2 separate regions of the Homo sapiens genome follow, and region 2 is linked to region 1. A link is an interaction called in ENCODE POLR2A ChIA-PET data of the cell type or tissue named here. Cell type or tissue: OCI-LY7. All regions are shown on one strand. Each heading gives the region's core, and the rest is flanking DNA. Links, peaks and the distances in the headings are about the cores only.

Region 1 (7,030 bases), core at 891-5,890:
CTTAGCAAGGGATTTCAAGATGAATGAGGCAGCTCTCAGAGTTCTCCCTCTATGGGGAGAGGCAGGCCTGGAGACAGATAATGAGGACACTGTGGGATAAAGGCTGCAACAGCAAGAAGAGAGAGTGACGAGCAGATCCACATGGCTCAGGCTGACCCAGGTCTGAATCTTGAAGCTGCCACCTTGTAGCTGGGTGAGGATGGACAGAGGCCTTACCTCTCAAGCAGATAAGCCACCTCCCTAAGATGATGATGTGAGGAGAGAAGTGAGACACTGTGGATAAAAAACCTAGCTTGGACCAGGTGCGGTGGCTCATGCCTGTAATCCCAGCAATTTGGGAGGCAGAGGTGGGCAGACTGATTGACTCCAGGAGTTCGAGACTAGCCTGGGCAATATGGCAAAACCCCGTCTCTACAAAAAATACAAAAAATTAGCCAGGCATGGTGGTGTGCACCTGTAGTCCCAGCTACTTGGAAGGCTGAGGTGGGAGAATCACCTGAACGGGGGAAGTGGAGGCTCCTGTGAGCCATGATTGCGTGCACCTCTGCACTCTAGCCTGGGCAACAGAGTAAGACCTTGTTTCGAAAAAAAAAAAAAAAAAAAAACAAAACCAAAAAACTTAAAAACCCAGCTTGGGCTTTCTAGATATTAATAAGTGCTCACAGATGTTCGTTGCTATTATTAGTCTATTATTGCCAATAACAGGTGGGCAAAAGTTGCTGTGGGAGCATGTTGAGCCCTTCAGTGACAGTTTTCCAGGTGGTAGGGCAGCCCTAGCCGGGAGAACAGCATGTGCAGAGGCACCGAGGCTTAAAAGTGCTGGATGTTTTTGGAGAGCAGTGGGAGGAGTTGCTGATGGAGCAGAGTCATGAGAAAGTTTGATGGAGGCAGAAGCAAGGCCAGGGAGGTAGCAGAGGCTATCCTGCCGGGAGCCCCGAAGGATTAAACACTCACTGACCCGAGGCAGTCCCTCTGCACCTTCCTTGGAGGGTGGTTCTCTAGTGAGGGTTGTCCAGGAAACTTCAGGATTAACTTTTGCATGGGAGGAAGGGCTGGTCTCTGCTCAACTATCCATACATTCACCATCCTTCCCTCTTCATTCCACCCAGGAAGCACGAAGAAGAAGAGGTCCACTCCCTCTTCCTGAGATGCTTTTCCCACCTCTGCACTTGTTTCTCTCTTCCTGGGACTCAGTTTCTCACCTGAGAGAAGAGGGTAGAAGTGGAGGAAGCGTCATGACCTGACTCACTGATTGATCATGATATAGCACCAAGTGCATTTCTGGATGCTGGTCACTGTCAAAGGTCTTTACTTGCATCGCCATTGAATTCTCATACCAATCCGTTGAAATGAATGCACTTATCCCCCACTGCACAGAGGGAGAAACCGAGGCACAGAGGGTGAGGCAATTTGCTAAAGGGCATGCAGCTTGTAAGTGACAGGAACTCACGTCTTGGGGGGCATCTCAAAGTTGCCATGTGCTATCCTTCACCACCTTCTTCACACACTTTGTAAATCTAAGGCTGACTGCAGAATATCTGGCCTCTTTTGCTTTGTGTACCTTTGGGCGCTGGGCAGTAGGCATTTTGGAGATGGGTCACAGTGGGGTGTGCTCTGGGTATGTAACCTGACTTTGGGGAAATTCCTGGGTGCAGACGCTTTGTGGGGAGGTGTTCTTGGATGTCTCAGAATCTAGAATGGCATTCCTTCGCCCACAGATGTGCCTTGATGCAGGCAATGTGCAGCTTGATTGATGTGGCAAGATGGTGGCTGAGCCCCACGGTGGCCCCAGGAAGGAATGAATGAATCTTTTAGGATGGCTGATCAGAGCATCACATGACCACAGACCCTCCCTGTTTCAGAGGACATCCAAACACAGGCTTACATTTCCTTTTACATGGGGGCAAAGTTTGGGGCCAGGGTTCAAATGCTGGCTCTGCCTCCACTGGCTTTGGGGCCTAGGGAAATTTTTTCACTTCCTTGAACCTTAATTTCTTCATCTGGAAATAAAGATGAAGAAATAAGTTGCTAATTTTAGCATCTTCAATAAGTTGCTAAATAGTAACTCACAAACACAATTCTGAATTGTCATAAGGATTTGTAATCATATGGAAAATGCTTGGCTTCCAAGCTGTAGATAATATTGATGTAATATCCAGCAGATTTTTCTCTGCAGTACTTATAATTGTGATTATATGGTTATATGTGAGCATTACTCTTTTAGTCTTCTGTTTCATCCACTAGACCTGTGGTTCTCAACTTGGGGCAGTTTGACCCTCCCCAGGGGATATTTGGCAATGTCTAAAGACGTTTTTGGTTGTTACAACTTTTCGGGGGATAGTGGGGGAGAGGAGCTACTGACATCCAGTGAGTAGACACCAGGGGTGCTGCTAAATATCCTGTGGTGCACAGGAGAGCACCCCCACAACAGAAAATGATCTGATCCCAAATATCAATAGTGCTGAGGTTAAGAAAGACTACACTGGACGATGAGCCCCATAAGGTCCGTGACTGTGTCCAATTCATTCAGCTGTGTGTCTCCAGTTGGCCAGCGTGATCAGCATGATGTCCAGCACACAGGAGACAATCAATATGCATTAAAGGAATGAATGAGGACTTGGAAGGCCTTATGTCCCCTGGAGTCCCAGGGGTTTAGCTTGTGGAACATTTTGAATAGGCAGAAGAGATTTAGATGAACTTGAATGATGAACAGCCAATTAGTAACTCAGGCCAAAGACATTCAGACCGAGCTCTCTGTTTTCCTTCCCAAGCAGGTGCTTGGGGGCCCAGATTATCTGAATTGTTCCTGCCATCACCACTGCATTTTACCCATGTAGATACAGGACCCGTCTTTATCTGGAAAGTAGGCTGGGGCAGAGGAGCATAGGTGCTGTCAGCTGGGCCCTTGGGATTTGCCAAGCTGGGGCACAGCTGCTTGTCAGCTTCCTGTTTTGTCCCTTTCTAGTGGAATGAAGGAAACCCACTGAATGGCTATTTTCCACTGACATTTACAGCAATGTGATAGGCCTTGGATTAATGAGGTCAAACTGCAGTGTGAAATCTGCCTGATAACTTGAAGCTTGGCCAACGGGAAGACATCGCTTGTTTTCTTTGGACCGTTTGATGTCCCTGGATGGCTTTAGGCAGGAAAGCAGGGGTCTCAATTCTGTACGAAAGAGGAGGGTGTTTTACTTCCTGGAATTATAGAGGCCAGAGGTGTCTCTTTTTCAATTTATTGGGAAGGTTTATTTTAATATGGACTTAGAAATAAATAACTTATTAAAGTGAAGGTTCACCTGGAGCCTTAGGCTGGCTGCTAAGTGTGAGTCTGGGCTGTTGAAGGGACTGTGCTGTTCTTCTGGGTCTCTGTAGGAGTTTGAAGGAGAAGACTGGCCCCAAAGGGTGTTTGAACAGGTTAGATGTGCCCATTGGTTAGAACTTACTTGGATAGGGAGAAGGGATCTAGGGCGTATCCACAAACTTGCATATGGATCCCCTTTGGTTTCCTGCTAAAATGCAGAAACTGACTCAGTAGGGCTGGGTATGGAGTTTTCTGCATTTCTACCAAGCTCCCAGGGGGTGTCAAGCTGCTAGTCTGTGAACTGCACTTTGAGAAGCAAGGGTATGGGAGACCCCAAGTCTACAGGTGAGGGTTCCCTGGTGCAAACCGCTTAAGCATGAAAGCAAATGCAGCCTGTTGTGCCTGTTCACACAGCCATCTGCTGTGCTGGCTGGCTTGCGGAGTCACAGATGTTCACTGTGCCCCTTCTCTGTGTGCCCAGGCCTGGGACCAGACTTGACAAAGAGGATGCTTGGTCTCAAGGAGCAACTCAGACAGCCAGAATGTCAGCTAGAATGATGAGCTTTGAGTACTTTCAAAAACATGTATCCAGGTACATGGTGTTCCTGGGTCATCTGGTCACCTGGGACTTGTGAGAAGTACAGATGCCTGGGCCTTAGCCCAGTCCACCTGTGTTAGAATCAGCCAATATAGGGCCCTGAAAGTCTGTATTTTCTCAAAGTGTGCCAGGTGATTCTGATTCACAGCCAGACTGATGGAAGGGAAGGTGGGAGGAAGAACTGCCAGTACATGCAGGTTAATTGCTCAGCAGGACCTATGTAAGGTTGTAGAGTTGTGTATTGCTGATGGGCACAGTGGCACTCGGCTAAAGGAGAGGCTGAAATCTAGCCTGTGGATCCACTTGCCAAGCTCTGCACCCTGCAGGGTTGCATCTGCTTAGAGGGACGGGCACCTTTTTCTTAATATTCATCATAATCACTTGGTACTTATTATGAGCCAGGTGCTGTCTACTTAACTCCTTTAGTCCTCCTAACAACTCTAAGGGGTGACATCATCATCATCATCATTATTATTATTATTATTATTATTATTATTATTATTATTATTATTTTGAGACACAGTCTCACTCTGTCGTCCAGGCTGGAGGGCAGTGGTGCCATCTCGGCTCACGGCAACTTCTGCTTCCCGGGTTCAAGTGATTCTCCTGCCTCAGCCTCCTGAGTAGCTGAGATTACAGGCACCCGCCACCACTCCTGGCTACATTTTGTATTTTTAGTAGAGAAGGGGTTTCACCATGTTGGCCAGGCTGGTCTCAAACTCCTGACCTCAAGTGATCCACCCGGCTCGGCCTCCCAGGGTGTTGGGATTACAGGCATGAGCCACTGTGTCTGGCCAGGTGTGACTTTAGTGCTACTCTGATTTTACTGTTCAGGAAAGTGAAGCAGAGAGGTTCAATGTCTTACTCAAGGTCACACAGCCAGTAAATGGAAAAGTCAGGATTCCATTTCAGGACATCCGGCTTCAAAGTCCTTGTACTGAATCATTACACTCTCTGGCCCTTTCTTTGCATAAAAATGCTGTCTTCTCTTTATGGGGCTATCCCTACTCTGAGGGAGTACCTTTTTTCTTGTCCTTCCTTCAGAGGGGGGAAGGCTAGCAATGACCTTGGCTGGCTTTAGAGTCAGGTACGGGTTTGATTCCTACCTCCAGCACCTACTGCAACCTTGAGTAAGTTACATGTGTGTATTTGCTGAGCCACAATTTCCCCATATGTAAAACAGGAATAATAATAGTATAATATAAATTGATATGATTAGGCATTTAGCCTCTGCTTGGCAGGTAGGAGGTACCTGATACATGCCAACTATTCTTATGGCATTATTATCATTAGAGTTAGTCCCTAGGAGTATTCAGGAGCTAGGGAAATAGGTGAGCAAAGCACTGTGTCATTATGTCCCCAGGAGCTGGGTCATTCATTTTGTTCACTAGGTTACTTATGGCCATTACTTACCTGGGCATCCCTAGTCTCCTCCGCTTCTTGGCCCCAGAGTCTGTGCCAGCCTGGAGAGTTCTCAGAATGTCTTAGTTCAGACTCTTAGTCAGAACTGCCTTTGTTTCCTCACATCCAAGAACAAGTAAAACATACAAATTTTGACACTTATTCTCTTTAGGTCTCTTGACTCTTTTTGGTGACTTTCTCTGTCTCCTGTTTTCTTTCTGGAACTATTGCTGTCGTTGGCTATCCCATGGACTGGATAGAGAGGAAATGTTGCCTTATAAACATTGCCAATTACCTTATAAAAATATAGGGAAGATTTTCACCAAAATGTCATTCATTTTTTTTCTTTTATATATAAACTTAAGCTTTTGTTTTCCTATGGCTGTATGTCATGCTTTTTAATTACACAAAGTATATAAGTGTATCATAAGTAAACTTTCCCCATCTTCTCAGCCACTCATCCCTTTTCCCCGGAATAAATCTATAAATGTTTTATGTATTTTTCCATAAATTTCATATGCATATATAAACCCATATTCATTTACATGTTTATCCATTTTTCTTTTTAACACAACTATACAAAACTCTCCTGAGATCTTCTTTTTCAGCTAATTTATCTGAGCACATGCCAACACACAGATATACCTGGATCTTTAAGGCTATCTGATAGTCCAGTGATAAAAATGTACCATCATTTGTTTTCTAGTTTCTTGATGATGGCTAAGATAGTTTCCAGTTTTTTTCCTCCTACAAATGTATAATGTTGCAACATCCTTGTTTGAACAGTGTATATATCTTTGTATACTCTACATACTGATGATTTTATTCATAAGGAAAATTCCTGGCAGTTTCAACTGTGATAGACATTGCTAACCTGTTCTCCAAAGAGGCTGAACCAATTTCTGTTTCCTCAACAGTGTATGACTGTTTCCCCCATCTATTCTCCAGCACTGAGGATTAAGTAACTTTCATTTTTGTCAGTCTGACAGATATAAAGCAGAACATTTCTGCATAAGGTTCTACAGTAATTTTTAGATTTTATGACCCTTTGGATTATGCCTACATAATGATGATCAAATATTCAGAAACTACATTGTACCTGGCCTTAGGCTTGGAATTGGATACAAAATTAAATGAAACCAGCTTTTGCCCTCAGGTTGATCCCATCTCCTGGAGTTGGCAGACAAATGAACAAATAAAATGAGAGCAAAACTGTATGGTTCACATTGTGCTAGAGAAATGCATAAGCTTAGCTAACTTTTGTTTGATAAACTCTATATTCATTAATATCACAAATGAATTCATAAAATACCGTATGCATTATGTCCCAGGGTGTGAGGAGGCTTGAAATTCTCAAAAGAAAACAACTTGATTAGAAGCAAAAAGAAAAAAAAAAATAATGGAGCTTATCCTTAGTGGGGGCAGCAGAAGAAGTGGGAAGTTAGGAAGGGGTGAGTAATTTTAGAATAGTCTCTTTGGTAGTTTCCATGTTCACAAATAGGGTTTGTTTGAGGGAGCCTGTGGGGAAACCCAGCTGAGTTTGCAGCTGGCACTGATTACCGATCACTCAAACCCGGGCAGATCTGTACGTTGGTCCAGATAGAGTGGGAGCAAGGAAACAGGAGGCTGGCTTTAAAAATCAGCAACCTTGAAGCTCATAGAGGTTGGATGTAGGTGGCATAAATAGGCTGTTTACCACAGGGATTACAAGCAGGTGTGCTCTGAACAGG
Region 2 (7,030 bases), core at 1,273-6,272, 180 kb after region 1:
ATCAACTCAACAGGGTGTGTACTACCTACCACCGTGCTAGAATCAAAGTCTAATCAGACAGTGCAATAAAACAGTGAATGAAAATAATCTGATGAAATGAAAATTGATTATTAGAATCTCAGTTACCTCTTAATTTGCAACAGAGGAAAATTGAAAATCAGATGAGCTGAATGACCAATGTAGTGATTTGTAAAAATGTAGACCTTATTTTCCAGATTGCCATATTTTGTTATATTCATTTTGCTAGGTGAAGGGAATATTTTTCTGTACCATCAAATATATTTGAACTAGCTAATTTTCAGTGGTTTGCATAACCATGAAAACCTTTGAGCCGTCCATAAAAACCTTTTGTATTCCATTTGGTCACAATTTCAAGGTGCTCAGTTCTCGACTGGTGATTTGTCATTGGTGGAAGTTCTCACTACGTATGTATGTGGCAGCTAGTACCAGGTCCAAGAAAAATATGATGGCAATGCATCCTGCTCTTAAAACAAAAAAAGTAAAAAACACCTAAGATACAGCATGCAAGGGAGATGGTTTAACCTGAAAACAAATTCAGTACGTTAAGAAGGCTGTTACTGTATGTGTCTGAAGCATTTTATAAAGATTCATTAATCTGAAATAATATTAGCTGACTTTTCTTAAACACTACTCTGTCCTAGGTCCTATGCTAAACGCTTTACATGTACAGTCAGTCCTCTGCATCCTGCGGGTTCTGCATCTGTGGATTCAACCAACCTTGAATTGCTAATATTACAAAATAAAAATAAAAAATAATGTAAATTTAAAAAAATACAGTATAACAACTATTTACATAACATTTACATTGTTTTAGTCATTCTAAATAATCTAGAGATGATTTAAAATATATGGGAGGGTATGCATAGGTTACATGCAAATACTATGCCATCTTATATAATGGACTTGAGCATCTGCAGATTTTGGTGTGGGTTGGGGGGGTTTCTAGAACCAACCCCACAAGGATACCGAGGAACTACTATACTATCTTATTTATTTTTCACATTAACTTGGTGAGGTAAATACTTTGATTACCTCATTTTACAAATGAGCAATCAGGGACAGAGAAGATGAGTAACTTGTCCAAGGTTCACACAGCTTAGTAAGAGGTAGAGCCAGGATCTGAACTCCCAGCAGTCTGACACCATAGCCCATGTGCTTAACCATGATCCTATCTAGAGTCTGTAAAATAATATTAATTGAAGTTTAAGTTAATAACCTCAAGAACTGCAATCTATAGTCTTTGGGACATTTGAAGAGCAATTATCTTACACTTAGGGTGTTTCTTTGGGCAGATACCAGTTAGTCTTCACTGCCTCTTTATCGATAGTACTGGTGGTGCAAGCCCAGAGGAAATGGGGCATAGCTGATGTTCCCATAATAAAGGCAAGTGAAATTCTGCTCAAAGATTTGCAACTCCAGCTGAGGACCCTGTGTTTAAAGCCTTTTGTGAACAATTACATTGCTTGATAACGAAAATATGGGGGCATTTTCTCACAGTCCTTTGTGGGAATTTACTTGTACACATGCTGGCAAAGAGGTTGCACTTGAACTTAAAAAATACCATTAATATGTAGTGTAAGTGAATTATTTCTAAAGCTTTGTGTTTTTATTTTTTAGTTTCTTACTGATGGAATGCTGGTCAGGGAAATGATGGTTGATCCGTTGTTAACAAAATATAGGTAAATGTGTTTTTCTTATGATAGCTTTCCTAGTTTCCAAAGTCCCCAGGTAGACGGAGAAGCAGGTGTGTTAGTAGCTGGGATTCACGTCTGTGTTCAGCTGCCCCAAAGCTTTTCTCTTGACCTTGGCTGTTGGGACCCTTGGTGTTTTTCTCAGAATTTAAATAGTATGGCCCTTTACAGACACTCAAAAATGGGCACATTAAAATTCCTATCATTACTTAGTCTGGTGACTTGTCCTTTTTATTTTGCCTTGTCACACTCCAGTATTGATGGTGACTGCAGAGAACTAACTGCCCTGTGTTAAATGTAATATACAGAGTCCAAATAATTTTTTATCACTTCCCCCTCTTTGTCTATCTGTCTGTCACTCACAGCATTAAAGCTGTCCTACCTAGGCTCTGGTGTTCTCGAGGAGAGTGTCACATTTGACCCCCTGGCCCACGTGTGTCACAACTGTAGTCAGCTACCTCTTTGACTGTTGTTATAGCTTAACAGTCTTCAGATGGTTGGGCTTTGTTCTGATTTTTATGTGTTCTGTGGGGTTATAGGTTGGTTATGTTTTCATTTAAAATCAGATATTAAATTCTGTTGGAATTCAGTGTGGATGGTAAAACGCTTAAAGATAACAATAGTACACTTTTTAAAATTCAGGTATGTTAATGTCACCGTTTTTATTAACCTAAGAATTGCCTCATTGTCAAAGAAGAGTGACTTAGGTTTACTTTTGATGCAAAGTGATTGTATGAGGACTAAATACCCAGAAGCTCTTTGATGGTCTAGATGAGATGATGTGTGGCTTTTTTAGAGGCTCACTGAGAGCTTCTCTTTGATTCTTAGTGTCATCATGCTGGATGAAGCCCACGAGAGGACCTTGTACACTGACATTGCCATTGGCTTGCTAAAAAAGGTATGACTTCACTGCCAGCTTTTCATTGTGTGTGTTTATTTTATTGCCTAATTACAAAAGCAACTGTAGCAACTTGGAAAGTACAACAAAATACCAAGGAAGAAAATTAAAATCATCCATAATCCTACCCATTCAGAGAATATCAGTGGTAGAATGTTGGTATATTTTCTTCTCTTTTCTGTGTGTGTGTGTGTGTGTGTGAGTGAGTGTGTGTGTACTTGGATCTGTTTTGGCATACTAGGGATTGATTGAATTATATATACTAATTTGTATCTTGCATATTTCCCTTAACATTACATTAGGATCATTTTTCTGTGTCATTTAAATATTCTCTGAAGATATTATTTTTAATGGCTATTTAATCACATCTCTATCATAAAGTATTTAACTTCCCCTACTGTTAGCAATTTATATGGCTTGCAGATTTTAAATATTATAAATACTGTTGTAGCAAGCACCCTTGTAATTGAATCTGCTGCATTTCTGTTTATTTTCTTTAACTTTTTATTATTAAGGTTTCATACATATCCCAAAGAAGTGTATAATGACCCCCATGTACCCTTCATCTGGCTTCAACAATTACAACTCACAGCCAATCTTGTTTCAATCTTAACCTCCACTCTCTCCTCCCTTCCCATATTTTCTGATTGTTTTCTTTGGACAGATTCCCAATTAGAGTCTAGAAAGAAGTGGTAGAACAGGGTGATTAAGAGCATAGGCATTGAGTCAGACTACCTGGGTTCAAATTCTGGCTTTGCTGAGTTTACTCATCTCTAAAATGGGGAAAATAGTAGTCTCTATATCTGTGCTGGTATACTTTCCTTTATGGTAGCCACTAGCCACCTGTAGCTATTGAGATAAAAGTTAATTAAAATAGAAGAAAGTAAAAAAATTCAGGTTCTCAGTCACGTTGGCTATTTTTCTTTTCTTCTCTCTTTTTTTTCTTTTTTTGAGACGGAGTTTTGCCCTTGTTGCCCAGGCGGGAATACAATGGCGTGATCTTGGCTCACCGCAACCTCTGCCTCCCAGGTTCAAGCGATTCTTCTGCCTCAGCCTTCCCGAGTAGCTGGGATTACAGGCATTTGCCACCATGCCTGGCTAATTTTGTATTTTTAGTAGAGATGGGGTTTGGTTCCTCCATGTTAGTCAGGCTGGTCTTGAACTCCCAACCTCAGGTGATCTGCCTGCCTCGGCCTCCCAAAGTGTTGGGATTACAGGCGTGAGCCACTGTGCCCGGCCACATTGGCTATTTTTCTTTTCTTTTTTTTTTTTTTTCACGTTGGCTATTTTTCAAGGGCTCTATAGCCACAGGTGGCTAGTGGCTTATGCATCGGACAGTACAAATAAGGAAAGTTTTCATCATTGCAGAGAGTTCTTTTAGACATAGGTACTGTATATTGTGATTTGTTATGAAGCTTAAGTAAGATAGCAAAAAACTTTTAGGTTGGTGCCTGGCATAGGGTCACAGCTAGACTGTGAGGTTCTTTTGTGCAAATTAGAAAAAGATGTTCCCTCTGGGAGGATGTCTAGAGCTAGGTGGGAGGCAGGTGGACCGGATTGCTGAAGCCCCTAGCCCCCTCAGCCAGGCATCTTTGCACAGTGGGTACACTGTGTACCTGTATGCAGGGCCTCTGGGCTAGCACATAAGTTAGTCTGTATTAGTTGTTATTATTATTATTTTCATTGTTATTTTATTCCATTGCCAAAGATTTAGATTTTTTGATACTTTAAGGGAATTATTGTACCATGTTATTACCTTTTTCAGGAACGGTATAATAAGAGGGCCGATTTCACTGAATCTTTGCCAACACTGAGTATTAGCCTTAAAAAAATAAATCCTTGCCAATGGGATAGATGGGGAAAAAAAAATCTCATTGTTATTATATATCTTAGCTGTAGCTCATTTGGTCACTTCTCCAATGCCTGTTGATTATGTGTTTCTTTGAGTAACTGTTAATATCTTTTATCTCTTTTTTTTTTGCCATATTTCTGTCTTGGTGTTATCATTTATTGTTTGTTTGCTTTTAATATACTTTTTCATACATAGATTCAAACTATCTTGAGACCCAGGTGTCAGGAAAAAATGGTTTTATTCTCAGTAAATTCAAATTTGGGTCTTAAAGCTTCTTTATAGTTTTTATAATTTAAAAAAATTTACTTTGGAAAATTGCATACATTTACAAAATTGGAAGTAATAGTGTAATGACCCCCCCCCCCCTTTATTGACAATTATTAATTTGTAGTCAGTCCTTTCATCTGTAAGCTCCCTTACCTCCTCCTCAGGCAAAAAAGAAAAAAAAAGACACTGAATTTTTGAAATACATTTCAGATATCAAATGATCTCATCCATAAGTGTTGCACTATTATCATTATTTCCAAATGTCTTCTTTTTTAGATTCAGAAAAAGCGAGGGGATCTTCGATTGATTGTAGCTTCAGCCACTCTGGATGCAGACGTAAGAGCCTTGCCTCCCCTTTCCTCCTCTCCTCACAAACACTTTTGTCCTATATATCCTTGGGAAGTTACCTCTAGCAAGAGCTTATCTTTGGCAGAATGCCCTATCTTCTTTATGGGACCATCTGATGTCCTAGATTTCATATAATCAGAGGTTACTCCTTTTCAGCTTGTGAAATTAGACTGTAATTAATTGAGCTCATAATTACCTACCTGTCTTGTTTATCTACATACTGTCTTTCTCCCCACTTACACAGCTTCTTTTTGTTGTTTTTTCAGTATAAGCCTGTATTTCTTGAATTTGTTTATTTATGACTATACTGTATAGATTTAGATTTTTCTGTGCAATTGAAGTTTCTCCTGGGCTGGGCACGGTGGCTCACACCTGTAATCCCAGCACTTTGGGAGGCTGAGGTGGGTGGATCACTTGAGGTCAGGAGTTTGAGGCCAGCCTGGCCAACATGGTGAAACCCCGTCTCTACTAAAAATGCAAAATTAGCTGGGCGTAGTAGTACATGCCTATAATCCCAGCTACTTGGGAGGCTGAGGCAGGAGAATTGCTTGAAACTGGGAGGCAGAGGTTGCAGTGAGCTGAGATCGCTCCATTGCACTCCAGCTTGGGCAACAAGAGCAAAACTTCATCTCAAAAAAAAAAAAAAGTTTCTCCTGTATATATAATAATTTCCATGTTAAAGTTTTCTGTGGCTAGGTTTACATTATTTTTCTCTCTTGTGGACCTATAGTTTAAACAGCAGCTCAACTCAACAAATACTTTTGACCACTTACTATATTTACATGCAGAAATAGATGTTTGCAGTTCAGTGTGTTCAAAGTTCTGAGGCAGCTAAGGAGGGAGCCCTTAACTCCAGCCAGCTGGGGGGTGTCCAGAAACTTTCGCAGAGGTGGTGACCTACCAGCTGTGCTTGAAAGATGGACAGCCGTTTTCCAGATGGATGAAGGTGGGGAAGGGCACCCTAAATATAAGTGAAATCACAGGGACATGACCATGAGTTCATGGAGCTTCGAGTCTTATCTTACCTGCCAGGCCCTCATGGGTGAATTACCCTTGAACTCCCTCTCTGACTTTATCTTCTTCCACTTTCTCCAGTGCTCCCTACATTTCAGCCTCACTGGTCTCCTTGCTGTTCCTCAAAACAACCCAGGCATGCTTCTGCTCTGGAGGAACCCTCTTTTTAGACCATTCCTTCCCCGGACAGCCTAAGGTTCTCTCCTAATTTCATTCCAGTTTTGAGCATTTATTATCTCCTCAGAGAGGCGCTCTCTAAAACAGCACCCCAGTTGCTCTTTATTCCCTTATTCTGATTTTTTTTATGTTTCTCACTTGTCTATCACTATTTAACATTATATGCATTGTTTATTGTGTGTCTCCTGTCACTAAAATATAAGCTCCATGAAGATCAGGACTTTGTCTTATTTTATCTCTTCCACCTAAAACAATGTCTAGCACAGAGTAGGCACTTGGGTTGAATGAATTTTGACTGACTGGGAAGTAATGGAAGATTAAAATGGGGAGGTTGGGGTCAGATGACGGAAAGCCTTAGAGGCTCAGCCAGAGAGGATGAACTCCATCCTGTATCTGGTTGGGAGCCATGGGAACATGTGAGAGAGGGCAGTGACTTCATCATGTTTGAGCTCTATAAAGATCATTCTGAGTGCTGTGTATAGGAGATGAGAGTAGATATGGAGTCTCTAGTAAGGAGGCCAGTTCTGAAATCCAGGTGAGATGTGGTCCCTGGCTCCTGGCTCCTAGTCTCCCTGTGGCTTCTGGGATACAGAACAACTTGGAGAGAGAGAAAGCTTACCATAGCGAAGGTAAATGTCCAACGTGTCCCGAGACTGGTTTCTCAGACCTTTCCACAGGCTGTAGGAGTCTGTTGTTTTAGGTCTGCCCATGGTAACTTTTGGGTTAAAGCTCCTCTGTTGCCCTGTTTAATTGTCATCTCCC

What was found. ChIA-PET counts read pairs that join two places held together with the same protein. Peaks named below come from ENCODE experiments on the same cell type or tissue, not always from the same donor. Only the 100,000 strongest peaks of a DNase experiment are listed, where the experiment ranks them.
Region 2: POLR2A ChIA-PET joins it to region 1 with 12 read pairs; 2 of 35 experiments call an interaction of 5 or more read pairs at or near these places.

The regions. Positions count from the first base shown.
Region 1 is chr20:38,809,402-38,816,431 of GRCh38, forward strand. All of the region lies in intron 1 of PPP1R16B (protein phosphatase 1 regulatory subunit 16B), which reads left to right. Among named protein-coding and RNA genes, the nearest start is that of PPP1R16B, 7.2 kb to the left of the region's middle. In OCI-LY7, for the core only: no CTCF peak of the experiment used is centred there; DNase peaks (open chromatin) are centred at 2,910 and 3,710; H3K4me3 peaks cover 964 bases; H3K27ac peaks cover 2,058 bases.
Region 2 is chr20:38,989,816-38,996,845 of GRCh38, forward strand. DHX35 (DEAH-box helicase 35) reads left to right here. Exons shown (of 22, transcript NM_021931.4): 6 at 1,639-1,700; 7 at 2,541-2,610; 8 at 5,006-5,065. Among named protein-coding and RNA genes, the nearest start is that of DHX35, 31 kb to the left of the region's middle. In OCI-LY7, for the core only: no CTCF peak of the experiment used is centred there; no DNase peak of the experiment used is centred there.